3 separate regions of the Homo sapiens genome follow, and all the other regions are linked to region 2. The links are chromatin loops, found by intact Hi-C in ENCODE. Cell type or tissue: CD14-positive monocyte. All regions are shown on one strand.

Region 1 (8,000 bases), 54 kb before region 2:
GGTATTATTAAGTTACCAGTTGTTTTAAAAAGTAAATGTTAAGGAGGTGTGAGGAGAAGGAATATATTTTATAAAATATTACAATAAAGCACAGGATTGACCATTGACTAATGGGTGTTTTAGTGTATTGTTAGAAATATGGAAAGGGTAGTTAAGGAAATTACCAACCAGCAGCAGAAACTGTGAACTCACCAAACCGAGATTTCAATGTAGATTTCGTCTTTTTTATGTGGCCATAAAGACAGAATTAGAGTTTGGATAGAAAGTAATCCAAAGATGTTCCACATCTGGTTGTTTACATTCATTTGTTGGGTTTACATCTTAACATGTTCAAAGGAAGACATACAAGTGACCCAGAAACATATTTTAAAAAAGCACAACATCACTAATCATCAGAGAAATGCAAATTAAAACCACAGTGAGATATCATCTTACACTAGCCAGAATGGCCATGATTAAAAAGCCAAAAATCCAACAAGTGCTGATGAGGATACAGCAGAAAGGGAACACTTATATACTGTTGGTGGGAATGTAAATTAGTACAACCTCTATGGAAAACAGTATGGAGATTTCTTAAAGAACTAAAAATAGAACTACCATTTGATCCAGCAATCCCACTACTAAGTATCTACCCAAAGGAAAATAAATCATTATACTAAAAAGACAACTGCACTCATATGTTTATCACAGTACTATTCATAATAGTAAAGTTATGTAATCAACCTAAGTATTTATCAATGGATGATTTGACAAAGAGAATATCATATTATATATACATATATATTACGTCTCAGCCATAGAAAAGAATGAAATTATGTCTTTTGCTCAACAAGGATTGAACTAGAGGCCATTGTCCTAAGTGAAATAACTCAGAAACAGAAAGTCAAATACTGCATGTTCTCACTTCTAAGCGGGAACCAAACAATGGGTACACATGAACATACAGAGTGGAATAATAGACACTGGAGACTGTAAAGGTGGGAGGGTGGGAGGAGGATAGGGTTGAAATATTACCTATTGGGTACAATGTTCACTATTTGGATGACAGGTACACTAAAAGCCCAGACTTCCCCACTATGCAATATATTTATGTAACAAAACTGAACTTGTATCTTCTAAATCTAAATAAATACATACATAAAACCCTAAAAAAACACTAAGTAAACTAAGAAAAGATGGAAATTTCCTTGACCTGATAAAGGATATTTATGAAATTCTTATAGTTAATATAATGCTTAGTGGTGAAAGACTAACCGTATTCCCTTCAAGATTGGACTCAGGGCAAAGATGTACCCTCTTAATGTTGTAATAGAAGTCCTAGCCTATGAAATAGGGCAAGAAAATGAAATAAAGAATATAATGTTTGTTGATGTAGAAAATTCTAAGGAACGTATAAGCAACCACTAGAACTAATAAGCAAATTTAACAATATTACAGGATACATGGCCAATACTCCACAATCGTCCTTTTATGTACTAGCAGCAAACAATTGAAAAATTTTTAAAAATCCACTTACAATAGCAATTAGAAATATGTAAAATACTTACAAATAAATTAAATAAAACCATACAAAATTTCTACACTAAAAATTACAAAACATTGTTGAGATAAATTAAGGAAAACCCAAATAAATGAAGATATATACTATGTTCATGGATTAGAAGACCCAAATGAACATGAGAAAGAAAAAGACAATTGAAAGATTTACCCTATCTGAATTCAAAATGTGCTAAAGTTAATCAAGATAGTATATGGTATTGGCATAAGGTCTAACAAATATCAATGGAACAGAATAGAGAGCTCGGAAACAGACTCACACTTACACACTCAATTAATTTTCAACAGACGCACCAAAGTAATTATACTGGGGGCAAAGGAAAATTTTTTTTAACAAAAGGTGCTGAAACAATTGGATATTCAAATGGAAAAGTTTATGCAAAAGGAATCTGAATGTTCATCAATGCTTTTGTCTGGTATGGTAATCTGATGTGTTATCCTTTCCTATTTACATATTGGTAATGTAGTATCAGCTAATCAAAGCACTGTTTCCACTAATATAGTGATATTTCTACTGCAGGGGTACTCTTTTTCTTCTTATAAAAATAATCCTTTTAAATTATAAAAGCAACAGATTTTCACCAACAACAGCTCCAAAAATAACATATCAAGTAAAAATAAAAATAAAAATAAATTCCTTGTCATCACACAACCCAGAAATCACCAAAAGTGACATTTTGAGGTAGTCTTCCCAAAATAGTTTCTTTTGCCCACAGTATATTACTCTAGTGGTCTTCCTAATCTTCTGAATATGATGTCATAAAATTTGTATAATCTCACACAAGAACCATAGGAGACAGGGGAAAAAAACATTTGGATAATGCATTTTTCAACCTAATATTAACTTGCATGTAATTTTTTTCAAGACTTCTTGAGATTCAGTTACTTTTGTATTCATGTACTATGGCAATATTAGCTTTCATTTCATGATTTCTGCATTTTCATTTACTGAAGACATAAATTCTAATTTTAAGTTATATCCGAATTGTACTTCCAATAGACATCTATTTCTGAAGTATCTGCCAAACTTATAATGACTGTTCTTTTATGAAAATAACTCTATTCCCAATCCCCTATCCAAAATGTAACTTTAATGTTAAACAAGCATGACTCAAGGAATTAATTATGAAACAAATTTGTTTTTGTCATCTACTGTCACATTAAGTTTATTGTGCATGCTCCTTTCTTCCCTTGCCCCTGATGAAATTTAGGGCAAGTCACAAAACTGAACATTTCCACATTATGGTTAAAACCACAGAAGCAGTCTCTGGGCAACCAAATTTATAGTAGATAATCAGTTCCATGGCCACAGTTGATTGTTCAAGTTCTGGCAATCTGATTTAACTTGGGCAATTAGGCTCTCACCCAAGAATTTCTAAATTAAGTCCAAGAGTAAAGTTTGTCTCTTCATGTGTCCTGCAGCCATAGCCCACTTTGTAGCCTGAAGACCAGAGAAAGGAAGTCTTTAAGGAGAAAGAAGATAGGAGAAGATGCAAAAAGGAGAAGCAAAGATGTACAAACGTACTTCCTGGATTCTGTCAGCTGTCAGTTGTTGGTTTCACTTCCTTCCAGAACTCCAGTTTCATTCCTGCCTTTTGATTCTGTGAAACCCCTCAATCATTATAATGATTAATAATACCCAACTGCAGGTCGGGCATGGTGGCTTACGCCTGTAATCCCAGCACTTTGGAAGGCCAAGGAGGGCGGATCATGAGGTCAGGAGTTCGAGACCAGCCTGGCCAACATGGTGAAACTCTGTCTCTACTAAAAATACAAAAAATTGGCCAGGCATGGTGGTGCGTGCCTATAGTCCCAGCTACTTGGGAGGCTGAGGCAGGAGAATCACTTGAACCCGGGAGGCGGAGGTTGCAGTGAGCCGAGATTGTGCCACTGCACTCTGGCCTGGGTGACAGAGGAAGACTCTGTCTCAAAAATAATAATAATAATACCCAAATCCCAACCTTTCTTTTTTTTTTTTGGTCAAGTTGAGTTTCTGTTAAAAAGGCTCAAATAATACAAAAATTAATGTGGCTTGTGGGAGGTTTTCTCCTACAAACAACCAACCAGCCTTAATCATGGTCCATATACTTTTGGCTTCACCCATGGTGATAGCCCCTCTTTTATCTATTCCCTCAATCTGAGGGTACATTTTATTTTATTTATTTTTAATAATTTCAACTTTTATTTCAGATTCAGGGGGTATAAATGCAGCCTTGTTACATGGGTGTATTGCATGGTACTCAGGTTTGGGGTATGGATGATTCCATCACCAAGGTAGTCAGCATAGTATCCGATGGGTAATTTTTCAACCCATGCTCCATTACCTCTTCCCTCTAGAGGTCTCCAGTATGTACTATTCCCATCTTTATGTTGATGTGTACTCAATGTTTAGCTCTCAGTTATAAGTGAGAACATGTAGTATTTGGTTTTCTGTTCCTGCATTCACTTTCTTAAGATAATGGCCACCAGCTGCAGCCATGCTGCTGCAAAGGACATGATTTTATTATTTTTTACAGCTACACAATATTTCCTGGTATATATGTGCCACATTTTATTTATCCAGTCCACCATCAATGTGCATCTAGGTTGATTCTACGTCTTCGCTATTGTGAATACTGCTGTGATGAACATATGAGTGCACGTGTCTGTTTTGTAGAATGATTTCTTTTCCTTTGGGTATATATCCGGTAATGGAATTGTTGAGTCAAATGGTAGTTCTGTTTTAAGTTCTTTAAGAAATCTCCAAACTGTCTTCCATAGTGGCTGGACTAATTTACATTTCCATCAACAGCGTGTAAGCAATTACCTTTTCTCCACAGCCTCACCAGCATCTGTTATTTTTTGACTTTTTAATAGCCATTCTGAATGGTGTAAGATGGTATCTCACTGTGCTTTTGATTTGCATTTCTCTGATAATTAGTGATGATGAGCATTTTTTCATATGTTTGTTGGCCACTTATATGTCTTCTTCTGATAAGTGTCTGTTTATGTCCTTTGCCCATTTTTTAATGAGGTTACTTGTTTTATTTCTTGTTGAGTTGTTTTAAGTTCCTTACAGATTCTGGATAGAGTCCATTTTAGCTGTAAACTTCTGGTGCTTCCTGCGCACTCACCAAAGTGCTGAACCTAGAACTACTTAGACCATTTCTGCTCTCATAAAAGTTCAGTGTCAAACTTTTATGTATATTTTCCTGACTAGAGAGAGTAGATTGTCAGAAAATGATTATGATTTGACATTCAGTGACTTCTGTAGATTCTTTTTTTTTTTTTTGAGACGGAGTCTCATTCTGTCGTCTAGGCTGGAGTGCAGTGGTGCAAGCTCAACTCGCTGCAACCTCTGCCTCCCAGGTTCAAGCAATTCTCCTGCCTCAGCCTCCCCAAGTAGCTGGGACTACAGGCGCCCGCCACTACGCCTGGCTAATTTTTGTATTTTAGTAGAGACAGGGTTTCACCATGTTGGTCAGGCTGGTCTCAAACTTCCGACTTCAGGTGATCCACCCGCCTCTGCCTCACAAAGTGCTGGGATTATAGGTGTGAGCTACTGTGCCCAGCCTTTCAGATTCATTTTCAAAAAGTTCTAATTCCTTCTTGTTATTCACGGAAAAGAAATCAGGTTTTGTTTGCCTTACTATTATTTACAATATAGACAATAGTTTTAATACTGTGGGAATGAAGCACTTGAGTATTTTTTGTCTTTTGAATGTCAGTGAGTTCTATTTTCAGAAATTTGGCATGGGTTCAGCATAAATTTATGTGACATATATTTAGTGATTAAGACAAAAAGAATAGCACTCACTGACATTGCTAAATAAAAATTTTCCAGTACTACCAATATAATTTATCTTGTTTATTATAGCTTTAAGAATTTTTCTAGAAAACTGAAGATAGCAGAGAATTAACACAACTCTAAAATATCCTGAAAACTAATTTTTGCTTATATGATTGAGAAAATTATCTTCACATTTCACATTGCAGACTCTGTCTACCTTCAGTGAAATATTTTTGGCTTAGAAAACTAGTGTCTAGAACACATTAGGTTTCAGAAACAGTTTTTTGGCACTTCTGTAAGAAACTCCACTCAACTTATTGTGAAATTGTATTAAGTAAATTAAGTGAAAATTGTTTAGTAAGTATTCAATATTGTGTTAGGTGGTATAGCTATTAAGGGAAAAAAAGATGAGTTGTGGCCTTTGCCCTCACTTGTCTGATAAAATAGTTGAGAAGAGACGTAAAGCAACAATTAATAAAACAGGACAGCTCAGAGTAATGTGTATGCTGATTTTTAGAAGTTCTGAGATGAGAGAGAGAAAGATGGAGCAAATATAAACATAGAAGCTAAGAACAGAGGACACGGAGAGAGCAAGTTCATCCTGCATTTCTGACCACTTTTCTGTTATTCTTTCCTTGAGGCTCCACTGAAATGAATGAAACCTGAAATGGTAGAGAAAACTGCATAGAAGAGGTGAGATTTGATCTGGGGCCTGATGGAAGAGGCAAGATTGGAGAGGATAAAGGGTTGAGTGGATAACATAAGTCACAGCACAGAAATGAGAATATGCTCAGTTTTGCAGAGAAGCAATGCCTAACTAGAGTACAAGTGCATATTGAAGCCATGGGAAATTATACTGGGTGAAGATGGTGGATAAAGAGATGTCAGAGGAGTGTAAACATGAAGCAGCAGAACATAGGGAATGGCTGAGCACAGGGAATAAAAGAATTAAAATTGGGTTTGGAGAGATTAGTTGGTCAAGGTTATGCAAGACACACTGGAAGGGTGGAGACTGGCATCAAGCCAGTTAACTAGGGCATTGCTGTAGTGTTCCTTCCATGAGACAGCAAGGACTTGGGCCAGGACATGTGTGTCAGTGCATATGGTGAGACAGGATGAAAGCTTTTCAAGGAAGAAAAATACCTGGCTTGAGCATGCTGGGCTAGAGATGATGGTAGGACTTCTTGTCTAGCAGGAGTTTGAAGGTATGAGGCTGGAGCTTAGGGGAGAGGGCAGCAGGGAGAAACAGACTGACACAGAAGGGAGAGCCAATGGCATAGAAGTTACAACTGAAACTGAGAATGGAAGAGATTTCAGAAAGAAAGAATGTGAAGGGAAGGACAGAGAAATGTGAGTTGGGAAGCACCCACATTTAGGACATAGGATGAGTAAGATGAGCAAGCGCAAGAGGGAACACCCGGTCTGGAGTGTGAGACTCAGAGTGTGGCCAGAGAACCAAGGGAGCAGAGTGCTAAGGAGGAGGATGTCACCACTAGGGCAGGAAGAAGCTGGATGATCCAGAAGGTGAGGTCCTTTAGGAGAAGAGTTTCAATGGCAATCTGGGACTGGAAACGGGATCACATGGATGAAGGAGGAGCAGCAAGGCGATGGGCCAGTGGTCACATCAAATAGTGAAGCAGTTATGATGACAGGCTCTGATGGTCACAGTACCTGAATCCTGGTTCCACCCAAACTGTACAACTTAACGAGTAGAAGTGTATCTAAGTCCCAGTGCACTGGGTTGAATATGGTCCCCCAAATTCATGTCCTTCCCAGATCAGAATGTGACCTTCTTTCGCAGTAGGGTCATTACAGACATAACTAGTTAAAATGAGGTTATAATGGAGAAGGGTGGCTCCATAATCCAATATGACTGGTGTCCTTATAAGAAGAGGAGAGAGACACAGAGAGAGACATGCACAGGGAAGACACCCAGCGTGATGACAGAGGTAGAGACTGAGGTTATGCAGTTGCAAGCCAAGGAACGCTAAGGACTGCCGGCAACACCAGAAACTAAGAAAAAGGCACAGAACAGAGTCTCCCTTGAGGCTTCAGAAGGGGCTTGCCAACACCTTGATTTTGGACTACCAGCCTCTAGGTCTATGAGAAAATAAATTTCTGCTATTGTAAGCCACCAGTTTATAGTATTTTATTATGGCAGCATCAGGAAACTAATATACTCATCCTTAAAGTGAGGAGAATAACACTTTGCTCATAGGGAGGATTAATATAACATGAAAAATGCTTAACACAGTGTCTGCCCCATAGAAAGAACTCAGTTAAAGCCAGGTGCGGTGGCTCACACCTGTAATCCCAACCACTAGGAAGGCTGAGGCAGGAAGATTGCTTGAGGCCAGGAGTTCGAGACCAGCCTGGGCAACAGAGCGGGACCCCATCGCTAGGGGAAAAAAACGGAACTCAGTTAAATGTTGGCAATATACTGTGTTATTCTTTGAAGAATTTTTATTGTAAGGGAAAGGAAAAAGTGATCTTAGATGAGTCAGGTAAACAATAAAGTGAATGTTGTTTTCAATTTTGTTTCTCTTTTAATAGGAGTTATTTGTGTATATTTAAACACAGAAAATAAATAAGATCTCCAAGGAGAGGAAAATAGCTAAAGAATTGGGAGATGATATGATATCTTCATCGAAGACCAAATCTGGTGCAAATGAAA
Region 2 (8,000 bases):
ATTATCAAAACTAATTCTTGCCTTAACCTTGTTCTATTTTTTTTTCTGTTTTTCCACCCATAGCTCTTTGTGCCTCTTCACCCTTAACCTTTATCATATGCTTGCTTTTTTTTTTTTTTCTTTTTCCATTTTAGAGATAGAGTCTGGCTCTGCTGCCCAGGCTGGAATGCAGTGACACACTCATACCTTACTGTACCCTTGAACTTCTGAGCTCCAGTGATCCTCCCAACTCAGCCTCCTGAGTCGCTAGGACCACAGGCTATCATTTGCTTTCTGTCAGGAAATACACAGGGCAGATCACATCACTTTTCATTGGAATGCTCATCTGCAGGCACTTGATGTTGTGTATCAGTGTTTTCTGTCTGCTGATGACTCTCCTGTTCCCCTTCGTTCTTGTAGTTTTGTATATTTTACTCACCTTCAGATCATCTTGGCAGTATTGCTTTCTCCACTTCATTTGGGATCTTTCCTTATTTCTAATTGATCATGTTTGCCACTGTTGACAGTGGCAGATCCGCATGCGTTATTTATTTCAAGAACCCTATCCCACTTCTCTGCATGCCTGCATATATTAGCCTCATAAATCACCAAGAAAATAAAGATCTTAATGTACTCTTTCAACTAGCTGTTGTTCAGCAAGACACCCTAAGGAGAGTGAAAACTAAAGAACAAACTGGGGTAAGATATTTGTTAAAATAATATATAACTTCATATAATTGTAAAAAGATTAATATCTAGACTATATATTTTTTAAAAACCCTGTGACTCAAGTTATAAAAAGACAACCCGGTAGAAAAGTGAATAAAGGACTTAAGCATTTCATAGAAGTAGAAACCCTAATGGCTAATAATATGTGAAGAGAAACTCAATCACATTAATTGCCAAGGATTTGTAAATTAATCAGATAGATAATATCTCTTACCCACTAGATTGGCAAAAAAAATTAAAAAACAAAAAAGGATGTCACCTGCCTCTGAGGATATGGAGTAACTGAAATACACATTGGTACAGCTAATTTAGAAAAATAATTTGGCACTATCTAGTCAAGTTGAAAAGGCCCATACCATAGGGCTGAGCAGTTCTGGTTTTACCCGTGGGTCATGGAGAAACTCTTGACTGCATGTGTGTGCTAGGGGTCGTAGACAAGAACATTCACAGGAGCAGTGTTTGGGATTGTAAAGGACTGAAAACAAAGACATGTTGTTGGCCATAGAATGGATAAATAAATTGTGGTATATTCATACTTGGAATTCTGTATGGCAGTGAAAATGAATAAGTTATAGCTGCATACAAGGAATATAGTTATTTCCTACTATATTCCATAATATATTTATGCCCTGCTATTTTAAATCAAGAGTTTATTTAACTTTTTCATTGTATACCAATATTTTTATTTGATAAATAGGATTGAAAGATATCCTGGCATTTAAAATGAAATATCTTTCATATCCTGACATTTAAGATGAAAGTTTCTTGGAATTTTAGGGGTGTTTTAGGCAAGTTAGGTATAGAAGTTAAGTTAGAGTTTAAAAATTTTATTACGTGAGTAATATATGATTATATTCATTATGTAAAACTCAAAACATTATAGATAGAGCAAAGCCCCTTTTGACCAACACTCTCAAACTAGTGCTCTTCTCAGAAGTAAGCCCTATTTTCAGTTTGGTATGTATCCGCCAGATATTTGTTGATGCATTACATTCATTCATACATATTTACATACATACCGCATACATACACACATACATATGTATGTATGTACTAGTAGAGAATATGTATTGTTTTATGTTTTATTTTCTTTGTTACCTAAATGATATATCTAAGTTATTTTTATTTCAGTTCATACAAATCTATATTTTCCTTTTGAAATTGTATGGGTTCATGGTATGGACTTCATATAGTTTATCTCCAACTGATGGTGGACATTTGTTTTGTTTTTGTTTGATTACAGAAATGCTGTATTGATTGTGTGTGTTTATGCATGTATATATGTGTGTTTATATTCTAAATATTAATCATCAGTTTGTTTTGCATATAGCAAATATTTTTCCAGTCTGTTCATTGATGTGAAACCTTTATGGGTTTTACCCTTTTTTTGTGGTCTTAAGATCTCTTTTCCTAGGATCATAAACATAATTCTCTTACATTTTAAAGTTTAGATGTGTACTTTTGTTTTTAACATTTAGTTATTTAATCCATCTGAAATTTATTTTGGGGAATGGTGTGAAGCAGGGACCTAAATTTATTTTTTTGAAATGGCTACCAGTCATTCCAACACCATTTATTGAATGGTGAATCACTGATTGGAATTATCTTTATCCTTTACTACTATGACGACTACTAGCCAAAATTTGTTGAGTACATACTAGGATCGTCCACTGTTTTAAGCACTTGACAAGTGTCATCTCTTAATCTTCGTGCCCACCTATTTTACAGTGGAGGAAGCAAGGCATGGGAGGCTGTGATTGTCCAGTGTAACACAGTTGCTAAGTAGTGGAGCTTGGATTTTAATCCAGGAGCCTGGCTCTACAACCCATGCTCCTCACCTTATGTAAGCATGCAACGTTTGAATTGACACAGTTGTTTGCCATTTCGCAGGCAGCCTGAGCTAGTAATTGCTTCGATTTTCCCCTTGCTGTGGATCATGATTGAAAACTTAGTATCAGAGGGATGGAGGCTAAAATGTGGTTTTTAAAATGGAAGATAGTCATATAAATCTAGGATGAATCCAAAGAGAAAGAGTATTACTCTAGTTTATTTTAACATAATTTCTGATAACAAAGGTGTAGGATACTTAATATTTTTAAAGAATGTCATCTAATCCTAAAATTTGGATATGTGACCAATTATACAAGTGATTTCATTGTTTGGTTAAGTAAATGTTGGTGCTACTAGGAGTTTTGAGATGCTTATTAGCTACTTTATCATTCTCTGAATTCTTCGTTCTCATTTTCACTTAGTATAAATATGAAGTGATAGAATGATTTTGGGATTTATAGCCAGACTAACCTGGATTGAAAAATCCCGGCTCTTGTACTTGCTGTATTTCCTGGGGCTAGTAACTGAACCTCTCTGAACCTCTGTTTTTTTCATCTTTAAATTAGGTGATAATACTGAGGGGGTGGTATGATATTTAAATATGATAATATTTGTAAAGTTCCTGCAAAATACATAGTATATGGTAAGTACACTATTTTAATTTCCTTTTATTTTAAAACATGTATATGAAAGTCCTTGGCTTAGGTTAGTAATTTGCTTTTCCTGTTTACATCTCTTACAGAGCAATACAATAACTTTTATTTGGAAGATTTTGAGTGAAGTACAAATAATTAATCTTTAGCTAATTTTTTTCTAAGTTGACAAGTAAAAATTATATTCTAATTTTCATGAGTAGGTTTCCGTCTTAATTGTAATTGTCAATTCAGTATTTTCAGATAACTTCTCGTCTTTGTCTTATGTTCTTTTATCTAACCATTTTAGGATATATAGACAGTTTTTCTAGAAAAAGAGTTTTCAGGCCATCTCCATCTGTGGGATGGCATATTATAATTTAAATGTTTCCTCCTTTATGGTTCCTAAATGTACTTTTAAAGTTAGCCGCTTAGATACCACATCATTATGGATGGTCTGTGAAGATCAGATGTTGAATCAGATGAGCACTGAGGTTCCTCATACACTGAGATTCTCCCGTTCTCAGAAGTGTACATTACCTAAGGAACCTCACTAGAATAGATGTCAGGTTCATTTTCCATTCTTATTAGACGTCAAGATACTAGTCTCCAAATAACTTAGAGTCGGATGGTTTATTTAAAAAGCAAGAACTATTTTGTATGGTAGATTGTGAGATGGATTAGTCAGGTATTATATTTTACATGATATTTAAGAATTCATATTATTCAGAAAAGATACCTTTAATATTAAAATATTTATTAATAATTTAGAAATTACATTAAATTATGTTATTTTTCTGCATTATCACTTGTAATTATCAGTATGTTATACTGTATGTTTACAAAAATGCTAAAGAGGTCTAGTTAATTGAATGCCCAGGTGAGAGGTTGCAATAATGAATTATTCATTGTTTATGAACATATTTGCTATCAAGTATGCAGCATATACCATAAATATATATCTTTTGGTTGAATAGAAAAGTCTGTTTTTCAAATAAGTGGCTAAGTGTATTATGGTAAGTTGTAACTTTCACCAATCACAGGGAAACTTTTTCATAGAAAGTGGATAAAATGAGAAAAAAATGATGACTTATGTTTTGATGAAATGAAAAGAGCTCTTAAGGTGCAGCATGCAGTGTGTTATAAAACGAGTGACTGTATCCCTTCATTTTTCTCCCGTTTCTCCTTAGGTGCAGCAGTAGCGGGCATTTACAGAGTAGCTGGGAAGAACATGGCCCCTTTGGAAGCGCTGGTATGGGGCGTTGGACAGACTGTACTGACATTAATCATCTCCTTTTCAAGGATCCTCGCTACACTTTGAGGTTTCTGTGGGAATGTCTTACTTCACATAAGGAAACAGATGTACAGATTCCCTGAAAACGGCATTGTTAACAAGTGGAAATGAAATTGTGCAAGAATGTGGACTGAGCAGGTCAAAGCATAAGGAAGACCTTGAGCTGTGTGGAAGGATTGCCCTCTGGTGTTCAAGTGATTGCACTACCGCACTGCACCTTATGTGCCTCTGTCTCAGGCAAGGTGCATTAAGACACTATGTAAAGTTACAAGAAAAAGCACCTTGTTTAGCTGCCTATCAGGTTAACATTGGTGTTGAAATCATCGTTCCTAACAGTGTTATGTTAAGTTACAGGGACGTTTTGAGGTATTGATATATGTGCCAAACTCTTTTCTTTTTGTTAACATTGATCATGTGACAATTTGCAAGTGTAGATGTAGCTGAGTGCTGTGAACATATTTGACATGAATTCAGGTAATGTACTAAGATTTTTGTTCGGTAACACTAAATCCCGTATGAGTGCTAAATACTGAATTGTTTAATATGAGAGAAATTATTTGGTTTTTAATGTTGCGCGTTTCTGGGATTTAGGGCTTCAATATGTTTAGGTATTATTGTTATTTAATTGATGTGGAAGATAAGTCTTCTTAACTGAAGACTAGCTCAACTGTTTTAAGAACTCAGAGTAGCTCTATAGGGTGCATACTTTTCACCAACTTAAGTAACACCCTTTTAATAGCTTCTCTCATGCATCCATATTCTGTTTATACAAATTCAGAAACTTGAAGGGTCATACACATTGATTGTAGTTTGTGCGTCATAAAAATGTAATTTGAAGATTTTCTTAAAAATTTTTGTAAGAAAAAAGTCTGAAATGCATGTTGCATTCTTTGACCCTTCTAAAGAAAGTTTTTGCCTTGTATCTCATGGACAAAACATCTTTATAACTAGTATCTCAGTGGGATTGTATTACGTGTTGCATATATCTTGATTTTTGACAAAACATAAACAGTCTTTCATTCTGGAGTATTAACTGTTTTTAGAGACTGGCCTAAATTAGGCTCTGGAAATAAAGACCTCATTTGTAGAAATAAGTAACAAGTAAGTTATATAGGAAGAGTAATGAACTATTTTACTTTGGACATGTGGCAACATCATAATTTTGCTAAGTAAAAATTGGGGAATATAGTAGATAATTTTAAAATTTGGCAATTAGTCTCAGCATATCAATGCAGTACTGAGCGTGTATTAGAGTAATTCAGTTGTTCAGTTCTTGATTTATGATATGAAGTTATGATTTAAGTTTAGTAGAAGAATCTGTGAGGGCATATAGCAAAAGTGGAAATGTCCTTTATATAAAACATTTTAAGAGGTTCTGGCAATACGTAATTGTAAGAGTATAGGAAGTAGGGTTGAACTGGTCTCCTAATGAGATTTTTTTTGGCACCAGATACAATTATAATGTGCTAACTCAAAGGAGACATTGCAGAGAATATGAAGTTAAGGATAATCCAAAAATAACCTGGTAGCCTTGCTGTTTAATCCAATTTGCTATAAAAGTAGGCCTTTGTTATATTACATTCAAATTTAAGAACTTTGTTACCCATACCACTTTTTCTCTATCCAGAAGCAGAGTATATCCACAACTTACCAATGAGAAGTTGGAGAGGCAGTACTTTTCTCAGTATGGAAGCCAATTTGGGAGATTTACTAACACTGGCTTGGAAATTTGTTTTAAAAAAATAATAAGCAACTATGCATGGATCTTTGAAGTAAATCTTAAAATTGATTATTTTTATTATGTACAGGCCTGAAATTGTTTTCATGTGTTCTTTATATTCCTGATGTTTTTACAAATTAAATTTAGGCATAACTTTTCCAAGTCAATCTGATTTTTTCTTTTCTGCCAGACTTGAATTGTGTTCTTCTTTTACTTTGGCTATTCTGTCAATAATTTAAAGCATTCGTATTCTTCCAGAGGAATTACCAATAGCATGTGGAAATTGTTTCAGATCTCCAGAATGAATACTTATTTTAACATATGTTTATTTTATGATTTAAGAAAGTTATGGTAAAGTAATATGGAGCATGATTCATAATCCAAAATTAACAAGAAAATAACTTGGATACATTAAATGTACTAATGTGTGGACCAAAGAGATTTAAACTATTGTTTTTACTCTAGAATGAAAGTATAATTGAACGGTTAATAATTAGTTTGTAGAGTGTCCTGCAGTTATTATCAAGTTGCTTTACATTATCAATTGTGTGTGTATGTGTATACTTTTAATTTTAGGGGTTATTTTTGGTTTCTTTGCTGTTTTCAGTTATTTCCATTGAGATTTTGTGCAACTGTCTCTCTTTTGATGTTTTGAGATGCAGTTGAATAGTTTGAGTTTGTGAATTGTCTTAATAGCTATTTATATGCTGAAATTTTTAAAAAGTTAGTAGCTTTCCTATAGACACAAGAAATGTTTAATGATATATATACACACACGTATATATCATTATATAGGTATATAGAGAGCTGCTATATATGAATACAGTCTACTTGGAAAGCTTTTTTTCAGTGAACACTTTCATGTTCTAGTGGAAAATTTGTTCAGTGTAATGATCTTTTAAATAGGTTTGAGGATGTTTGAAAATTTTGAATTTTGGGAAAATTTTCTTCACTTAATAGAGCTGGAGACCCTTGTTTGGGACATGACAAAAGTCCTTATTGATGTATTTGGGTTATATACTTTGTTAAAATTCGTATGTGATTTAGCAGTACATTTTCTTCGTGACAAATGCAAGAAGGGAGGGAGGATCCTCTATAGTGGACACTCCTTTATTTAAAAAATGTTTAATAAAATATTGTTTATAGTGAAATCAGCTCCCCAAAGAAGGAACTCCTACATGCCCAAACTAATTACAGTTGAACATACTGATTAAAAATGCCATAGATCACAGCTAGTCAGGAGGCCTCAAATAAACTGCAAATAATGCTTAAAACTTTAAAAGAAGGAGAACCAGCAGTCTTCCGAACCATGGGACAGTTCCAAGGTAATAGCCTACCTTGCCTAGGATAAGTGAAGTCCTAAATGATGGCTATCTTCAGGGCCTGGAGCAGAATTATTCTTTAGATCTTAATGTTTACCAAACAGTGTTACAGTTTGTTACCCAATATACTTTCTTAGTATTTGCAGCATACATTTCACTGCTCAAAAAAGTATAAGGGTTTTGTTTGTACTTTAAATGAGAGAAATAAAGAAATGAGTTGGCCTGTATATCTTGTATTTGTGATATGAGCAACGGGATAATTTGAAATCACAGAATGTTGTGGGAAAGGTCTTTAAAGAACCTCTAATGAAGAAAATGTGGCTGCCACATTGATGTACCTAGGCTGCCACTCATACAGCAAATAATTCTATTTTGTAAACACTTCGTGTGGATCCACTATGTAAAGTGCTCTACCAAGTATTTTCTCTAGTAAGAAGTACAAGAATTACCAAGATGGAATTCTTTACCTTGAGTACACCAAGAGCTAGCAAGAT
Region 3 (8,000 bases), 620 kb before region 2:
GCAGCCTTCGATCTCCCAGGCTTAAGCAATCCTCCCACCTCAGCCTCCCAAGTAGGTAGGACTACAGGTGCATGCCACCACACCCAACGGATTTTTGTAATTTTCGTAGAGACAGGGATTTGACATGTTGGCTAGGCTGGTCTTGAACTCTTGGACTCAAGCAATCTGTCACCTCAGCCTCCCAAAGTGCTGGGATTATAGGCATGAGCCACATGCCCAGCCAGAGGATAATTTTTTTTTTAAGATTTTGAATTTTGCCTTCATCTACTTTCTTGGAGAGGTCTCCAGAATCAGGAAGGAGTCAGGAGGATAGTTCCTTCCTAGCTCAGTGCCCGGCATATAGACACACTCCATAAGTATTTGTCAAGGGAATGGAGTAAGAAACTTAGAAAACCCAACATTTAAGACTGGGCATGGTGGCTTATGCCTGTAATCCCAGAACTTTGGGAGGCCAAGGCAGGAAGATTGCTTGAGCTTAGGAGTTCAAGACCAGCCTGGGCAACATAGTGAGACCCTGTCTCTACAAAAATTACAAAAACATTAGCCAGGCATGGTGGCGTGTCCCTGTGTTCCCAGCTACTCTGGAGGCTGACATGGGGGTGGTTGAGCTTGGCAGGATGAGGCTGCAGTGAGCTGTGATCGTGCCACTGCATTCCAGCCTGGGTGACAAAGCAAGACCCTGTCTCAAAAGAAACAAACAAAAAGAAAACCCAACATTTAATGATGAAACTCTGCTTGATTCGCTATTTAAGCATTTATATGTAGTCACAAATAAATATTTATTATCAGTTGAGTTATCCATTCTTAACTGCATTAATCTATACAAAAGATATTTAGTAGTTCCCATCAAACTGAGTAATTCAACAGTAAAGATAGTCTTTAAATTGTCATACTCTTAGCACTTAATAAACATCGGTAAACAAAGTACTTGCCTTGGGAAAGCGCTGTAAAAACCACAGAGGATCTTTTGGTAGATTCTGTTCTTGCTCAGGAAAGACTGTTGGCCTTTATCATTGTTTACCACAGGGTGTCACTTCAGAGCAAGGTTTCAAAAAATGCCTTAACTTAGGGGAGCTTGGCTGTTAACCATAGGTCTGGCATTAAACATTGTTTTTAACAGAAGTTTTGTAAGTTGAAAAATACAACACAGATGCCAAACATACGTTCACTGAAACTTGTGCCCAGTCGGCTACCCAAGATAAGTTCAGAAGCTCCTCAGATTGTACCTGTCTTCACTTTTCTTGGAAATGAAGAAAGCCGGGTTCTTGTGAGAGCAGGAGCACACCCCCTCTGCAGCCACCAACACATACACATGGATTTCACATTCTTTTAAGATGACTTGACTGCGTTTGTGTTTATTTTTGAGGTGTTCTGTGTATGTAGTTTTAACTCTGTTATGAAAATGTTGAAACGTGCTAGTGAAAAGTGGCATACAGTTACCATGGAAACAAAACTGAGCCAAGGACATCACTTAGTACCTGCAGCCTCTCCTGATGAAGTGCTGGTTCTTGTGCAGGAGCCTGTGCTCTCTGGAGAGCCATGCCTTTGGTAAAGGTAAAGAACTTCACGAGCACTGCCACTTCGAAGAAGGTTTCTAAAAGTCTAGTGATTTCCATGTCCCTGAAGCCATCCAACTGGATGATCCCTTGTTAGTAGGTTCACAAATTCCGCATAATTCATTCAAAGGGTGACCAGGTTATTTACACGATGTTCCTGGATTTCTCTCTTTGGTGGATGTAACTAGTGTCTGTGCTGACAGATGCCTTGCTTTGCCCCAGGTATGCATGGGGGTGGAACATTGAAATTCAAGGACAAACTTTGGGCTATTGCTACAAATTTGCCACCAAGAAAAAAAAAAAAAGTTCCAGAAGGGGCAGAACAGGTAGTAAGGAAAAGAAACGTGGTGATTGTTGATCAGTGCCTAATTGAGGCTAGGTGGAATCCTTTTTAAGTGGTTTCTTTTGGCCCTGACTGCGGTATAGACACCACAGAAGATGCAAGCATGAATGTTGTTTGCCTTGAGGCTGAAAGAAAAGGATAGAGTTGTAATTGGGTTCTTTTTTTTTATTTTTAAAAATCTTTGCCCTTGAAATGACGGGATCCCCCCAGAAAATATCCATCCAAACCCTTCAAACAAATGGACACACCTAAGTCTAAGTGCAATGAGAAGAAAAGAGGTACTAGCTCCTATAAGATGCCTCTCACAGATAAGAGTATTTCTTAATGTGTTTCTTTTCTTTTTTTATTACAGAGAGGCCAGATACTGGCTGTTTCTTTTCTAAGTTCTGCAGAATGGGAATGTGATCTCTAATGAATTTTTCAGTTTATGAAAGTACTATTATAGAATACTAATTAGGGTGTCCCATGAGGTCTGTCCTTAATAGTTATTACTAGTTACTATTATTACTAGTTTAATCCTTTTTGCTTTGAGATCATCCTTTTTCTTTCTCAATTGGTATTTCTTACCTCTCATTTATAATTTTCTTTTTTTCCAAATTCATATATTTATAGATTCCTCCAAAAGGTAGTTTTATCAGATCTTAAAGTGCTAAATATATTAACTGCTATTTGTCTTAAAGTGTTAAATGTATTAATTGCTATTTGTCTATTAATAAAGGCAGTTTCTTTTCCTTACTTCCTGTTCTGCCCCTTCTGGAACTTTTTTTTTTCTTAGTGGCAAATTTGTAGCAATAGCCCAAAGCATGGCCACTATAGCAAATATGTAGTGGCTATTTAGGTCTCTAAAGCTTGTGATGTTTCTCTACCTCTACCCTCACCACTAGGAGAATTAGAATAAGAGAACTGAAATAAACTCTTATCTGTTGTATTGAGATCTCCATTGGGCATATCAGGTGTTTTATTTGTAGGAGCTTGGGTATTCTGCAGCATTCATCTATTCATTTGTTGAACAAATGTTTATTGAGTGTCTACTATGTGCCAGACACTTCTGTAGGTGTCAGGGATATGGTAGTGAAGAAAAAAAATGCCTGCCCTCACTGGGCCTTACCCTCTAGTGTGGGAGACAGATGATGGACAAGTAAAACATGTAGTATGTTGTATGTGATAAAGGCTGAGAAGAAAATTAAGCTGGGAAGAGAGTGTGAAGAGTTGGGAGGCTACATTGAAATTTAAGGTTAGATGGATGGAGAAATCCTTGGTGCAGATCTATGGGGATGTGCTCTGGTCAGAGGTCAGAGGAGTCTCAAGTGCAAAGGCCTTGAGGTAAGACCGTGCCTGGGATGTCCAAGGAACTACAAGGAGACCAGGATATCAGGAGCAGAGTGGAGGAAGGGTCACTTCGTCTTTACCTCTCACTATCTGCCAGCCGCATCGCCCTGCCTCTCGCACATAGTAACGTCCACATATTCATGGAATGAATTAGTGAAATTGAATTCCAGAACTTTCAGAGAGAAAAACCAACAGCAACTAGACAGGCATGTGACAAAAGAGAAGTCAGATGATGTCACAACTAAAGGTACAGTGCGGGGGAGAGAGTGGTTTTAAGTGGGAGGGATAGACTCGAGTGGGGTTTGAAGTAAAGATGTCAAATACTTGGAGACACAAGTTGGCCGCTTGAGAGAGCTCAGGCAAGAGAGAGATTTGGAAGTGACAATTGAAGGTGAAGGATTGACGATTTCCTCTAGGGAGATGGCTTTGGGCAGGAACTCAGAGAGGGAGGGATTCATTCCATAGGCAGAACCTTGAGGATGGAGGAGAAGCGGGCAGCAAAGAAAAGGAGGAGTTGAGCATAAAGCCAGGGCTCTGTGAACCATGGTGGTGCCATTGATAAGATGATGAGGACCAGACATGTCTGGGATAAAAGTGAACATCAGAATAGAAAATATTTAGTGTTATGCTGAATTGAAATGGGAATCTATGTTCGAGTCTCTCAAAATCACTTGAGCTGTGAGGAGGCAAGATGGCCTCGTTTATGACGTAGCCTTCAGCATAGCGCCGATGTGCCCGTGTCACCAGCAGATGGCGCGCTCCGGGGTGTGAGCTGAAGCACTTCCAAAGGCCCATCTGCCTGGAAACCTTGCTGTCTTGCTATTTAGCTCAGAGCCCTGGAAGCGTTGCTTTTGATGTCTACCATTACTGCTTAACTTAGGAACGCTCTGCCTAGTGAGGGGTCTGTGCTAAGCAGAGTGTTCCTAAATGTAACTGAGCTCATCAAAGGGATGCCTGTTCCCATGTTCAGGTATCAGTAGACATCGTGCTTCGATACTTGGTTTGTGCCTAGTCGATGCACCGAATGATAACTCATTAGCAACAGGCAGGGGACAAGTTTCAGATGGTACTCTTCACAGTAAGACATTAACTGCCAAAAAATGAACAAGATAATTTCGGGTCAAAAGGAAATGTGCTCTGTTTGCCTGTAGACATACCAGAAGGTAGTTTTGCTAAGTCACAACAATCAAGATTGGAAGAAGAGGTTGCTCCGGGATCCCCTTTCTCAATAACAGAAGAAAGAGAGTTGCCAGGTAACATCATGCACCCAGCCAATGGTTCAAGTAGGAGTGGGATAAATGGGTCAGCACAGGATGTAACAACATGAATCACAAGGGAGGTATAGTTTTAAGATCATAGTAGCTACAAAATCCTAAAAACTAAGCTTTTGTGCTTTTGGAGACAAATAAGTTGTTGCACAAATTATAGATAAAAGCAAGTGCCATTATCCCCTAGCATTTTTATTTCTTCCTCGTAACTCTTCCTTCTGGGAATTTTCAGGGCCCAAGGGTTCCTAAAGTTATAGGTCTCTGATATGGTTGATAGTTATCAACCAAATTTTTGTGTGAGAAATATCTATACCGATTAAGAAGAATGATCTGGAATGTCTGCATGTTTGAGGCTGGCCTTCTGGACAAATGGTACCATGCATTTTGAAACAAAGGGCTCCAATGCAACAGATTTGAAAGCATTGATTCCAGACAGCCTGGATTTGAATCCAGGAGCTGCTGGTATGAGCATGCAAGACTTATGCAAGCTCTGTTAAATGGGAATCCTGACAGTACCTACTTCACACAATTTTTGTGAGACTTAATTGATGCTTGCAAATCCCTCAGAACAGCACCAGACCCCTTGCAAGCCCTCTGAAGACTGGCACCCAGAAGCAGTTACACCAGAGAAATACCCTAGCTATATGTCCTCCTTAGAACCTATTACAACACCTTGGCCTGCTTCTTAGACAAAATGTCAGTTGCCCCGATTTAAAGTGCTGGGAAGATATAGAAGAAATGAGCACTTTCCAGAGAGCGAGGTCATGTCCAGGCAGTCAGCGGGGCTTCCATGGTTCGCATCTGTGCTTCCAAATAACTCATCCTCTGGGCAACTGATGAATTGAGCAAGTCTACTTTGAACACTTTGTTAGTTTTATTCCATGTTTTGTTTTTGTTTTCCAGAAGGAATTTCCACTTCATCCCTAGAAGTTGTGCCAGAGAACTTGAACGGTTCTGCCATTCTCCCAACCTTTGAAAACTTCACTAAAAAACGGAAAAGAAAATATGAGGTAGTAGTCCACAAAACTTAAAAAACTAGAGCGTTATGAATCTGGAGGACATTATGCTAAGTGAAATAAGCCAGACAGTACCACATGGTCTCACTTATATTGAAATCTAAAAAAAGTTGAACTCAGAAACAGGGAGGAGAAGGGTGGTTACCAGGGGTCAGGGTTAGAGGAAATGGGAGATGTTGGATGGGGCATACAAACTTTCAGTTACAAGTTAATAAGTTCTGGAGACCTAACATACAGCATGGTGACTATAGTTAGTAATAATGTACTGTATACTTGAAATTCGCTAAGAGAGTATATCTTAAGTATTCCTACCACCCCCCAAGAAGGTAACTGTGTGAAGTAATGAATATGTTAATTTGCTTGATTGTGGTAATCATTAAAAAATCTTTTTTTAAGTAGAGATGAGGTCTCACTATGTTGCCTAGGCTGGTCTCAAACACCTGGGCTCAAGTGATCCACCTGCCTCGGCCTCCCAAAGTGCTGAGATTACAGGTGTAAGCCACCAAGCTTGGCCCGTGGTAATCATTTCACAGTTTATATGTATATCAATCATGTGTATACCTTGAATACATAACACTTTTGTTTTTAGTTTTTTAGAGATAGGATCTTGTTCTGTTGCCAAGGCTGGAGTGCAGCAGTGAAATCATAGTTCACTCTAACCTTGAACTCTTGGGCTCAAGTGATCCTCCCACCTAAGCCTCCCATGTAGCTGGGACTACAGGTGCATGCCACCACACCTGGCTAATTTTTTAAAATTTTTTGTAGAGATAGGGTCTTTCTATGTTGCCCAGTATGGTCTTACACTTCTGGCCTAAGGTGATCCTCCTGCTTCAGCCTCCCAAACTGCTGAGATTACAGGTGTGAGCCACTGTACCTGGCCTGATTTTTATTTGTCAATTATACTTCAACAAAGCTGAAAAAGAGGAAAGAAGGAAAAGGTAGTTCATTATGAATTTAAAGTAACAAGTTCATATTACTTATCAATGCTGTTGTTGACCTTCATATGTGAAAGTGCTTCTAAGTGTTTGGGGAGGGGTATTTGTCTTAGCTGTGGTCACTGATTTCAGTCTTCGTGAATTGTGGTTTGTATTTATAAGACAGCTATTCCATGTCCATTTGCCCCAGTGGGACCAAGTGGACCTATGTGTAAATCAGACTGATAGTTTGGTTTCATTGGTAGCATTTTCAGACAACTGAACTACCAGAAAGCAATGATTTGGTCACAGTGATAGACAAGGAGGAGGGGAAGGATGGAACCAAGTGGGCTAGAGAGGAGTCTGGGGCCGGGCATGGTGATTCATGCCTGTGGATCCCAGCACTTTGGGAGGCCAAGGGGGGAGAATCGCTTGAGGCCAGGAGTTCAAGATCAGCCCGTGCAACATAGTGAGACCCTGTCTCTACAAAAAATGTTTTTAAAAATTAGCCAGACATGGTGACATACACATGTAGTCCCAGCTACTCAGGAAGCTGAGGTAAGAGAATCCCTTGAGTCCAGCAGTTCAAGGTTACAGTGAGCTATGATCATGCCGCTGTGCTCCAGCCTAGGCAACAGAGCAAGACCATGTCTCTATTTTTTTTAAAAAAGAGCAATCTGAGACAAAGACGGAGGTGGACTGTGGGTTGGTGGCCGGCTGAGTGGTGGCAGACCTTTGAGACACTGTGCATACAGCCCATCCCAAAATCTTGTCTACAAGATGAATATTGGAACCATTTCAGTCTTTTCCTTTTTTGTCCTGTTACTTATAATCCCAAATGACTTATTTATTAGTACATTTGAGAAAAGTATATTACTCTAACCAACATTCATTTAATTAACTTAGATCTCCAGAGTCTTATTTTCTGTGATACCAATGTAAGCCAATTAGTAATAGAAATTTATTCATAGTATTCATTGTGTGTATTGGTAGTATATTAGGCCATTCTTGAATTGCTATAAATAAATACCCGAGACTGGATAATTTATTTTTTTTTAAAAAAAGAGGTTTAATTAGCTCAAGGTTCTGCAGGCCATACAGGAAGCATGGCACTGGCATCTGCTTGGCTTCTGGGGAGGCCTCAGGGAGTTTTACTCATGGTGGAAGGCCAAGGGGGAGCAGGCGTGTCACATAGGGAGAGCAGGAGCAAGGGGCGGGGAGGTGCCACACACTTTCAAACAGCCAGGTGTCATGACTCGCTGTTGTGAGGATGGCACCAAGCCATGAGGAATCCGCCCCCGTGACCCGAACGCCTCCCACCAGGCCTCACTTCCAGTATCGGGGATTACATTTCAATATGAGATTTGGGTGGGGGCAAATATGCAAACTATATCAGGTAGCATGAGTGTAAATTTTTCTATTTCAACTTGTTCTGTATTGGTCCTGAACCTGGGGTAATACCTGACAGGTGTATAGGATGATGCCTGATCACACTTGCTTAGCACTCACATTTGCTATGAATATTATTACATGCTGGCAGCATCTTTTTAACACAAAGCATGCACTCAACTTAT

The links. Peaks named below come from ENCODE experiments on the same cell type or tissue, not always from the same donor. Only the 100,000 strongest peaks of a DNase experiment are listed, where the experiment ranks them.
Region 1: it touches region 2 in a loop (2.6-fold over the local background); 4 of 110 quality-filtered maps call a loop at or near these places.
Region 3: a loop joins it to region 2, with 5 times the contacts of the local background. A loop is called at or near these places in 29 of 110 quality-filtered maps.

The regions. Positions count from the first base shown.
Region 1 is chr6:11,516,665-11,524,664 of GRCh38, forward strand. LOC105374928 (a long non-coding RNA gene) reads left to right here. Exons shown (of 5, transcript NR_187824.1): 5 at 5,967-7,460. Among named protein-coding and RNA genes, the nearest start is that of TMEM170B, 17 kb to the right of the region's middle. In CD14-positive monocyte, no CTCF peak of the experiment used is centred here; DNase peaks (open chromatin) are centred at 2,767, 3,107, 6,367 and 6,747; H3K4me3 peaks cover 3,563 bases; H3K27ac peaks cover 6,230 bases.
Region 2 is chr6:11,571,071-11,579,070 of GRCh38, forward strand. TMEM170B (transmembrane protein 170B) reads left to right here. Exons shown (of 3, transcript NM_001100829.3): 3 at 4,361-8,000. The coding sequence ends at 4,491. Among named protein-coding and RNA genes, the nearest start is that of TMEM170B, 37 kb to the left of the region's middle. In CD14-positive monocyte, CTCF peaks have their summits at 4,659 (motif pointing left) and 4,859; a DNase peak (open chromatin) is centred at 4,641; H3K4me3 peaks cover 703 bases; H3K27ac peaks cover 4,286 bases.
Region 3 is chr6:10,950,737-10,958,736 of GRCh38, forward strand. SYCP2L (synaptonemal complex protein 2 like) reads left to right here. Exons shown (of 30, transcript NM_001040274.3): 24 at 4,380-4,481; 25 at 5,400-5,506. LOC101928191 (a long non-coding RNA gene) reads right to left here and starts at 3,353. Exons shown (of 3, transcript NR_125851.1): 1 at 3,309-3,353; 2 at 933-1,645. RefSeq lists enhancers at 3,800-4,094, 3,852-3,901. In CD14-positive monocyte, CTCF peaks have their summits at 3,988 (motif pointing right) and 4,189; a DNase peak (open chromatin) is centred at 3,965.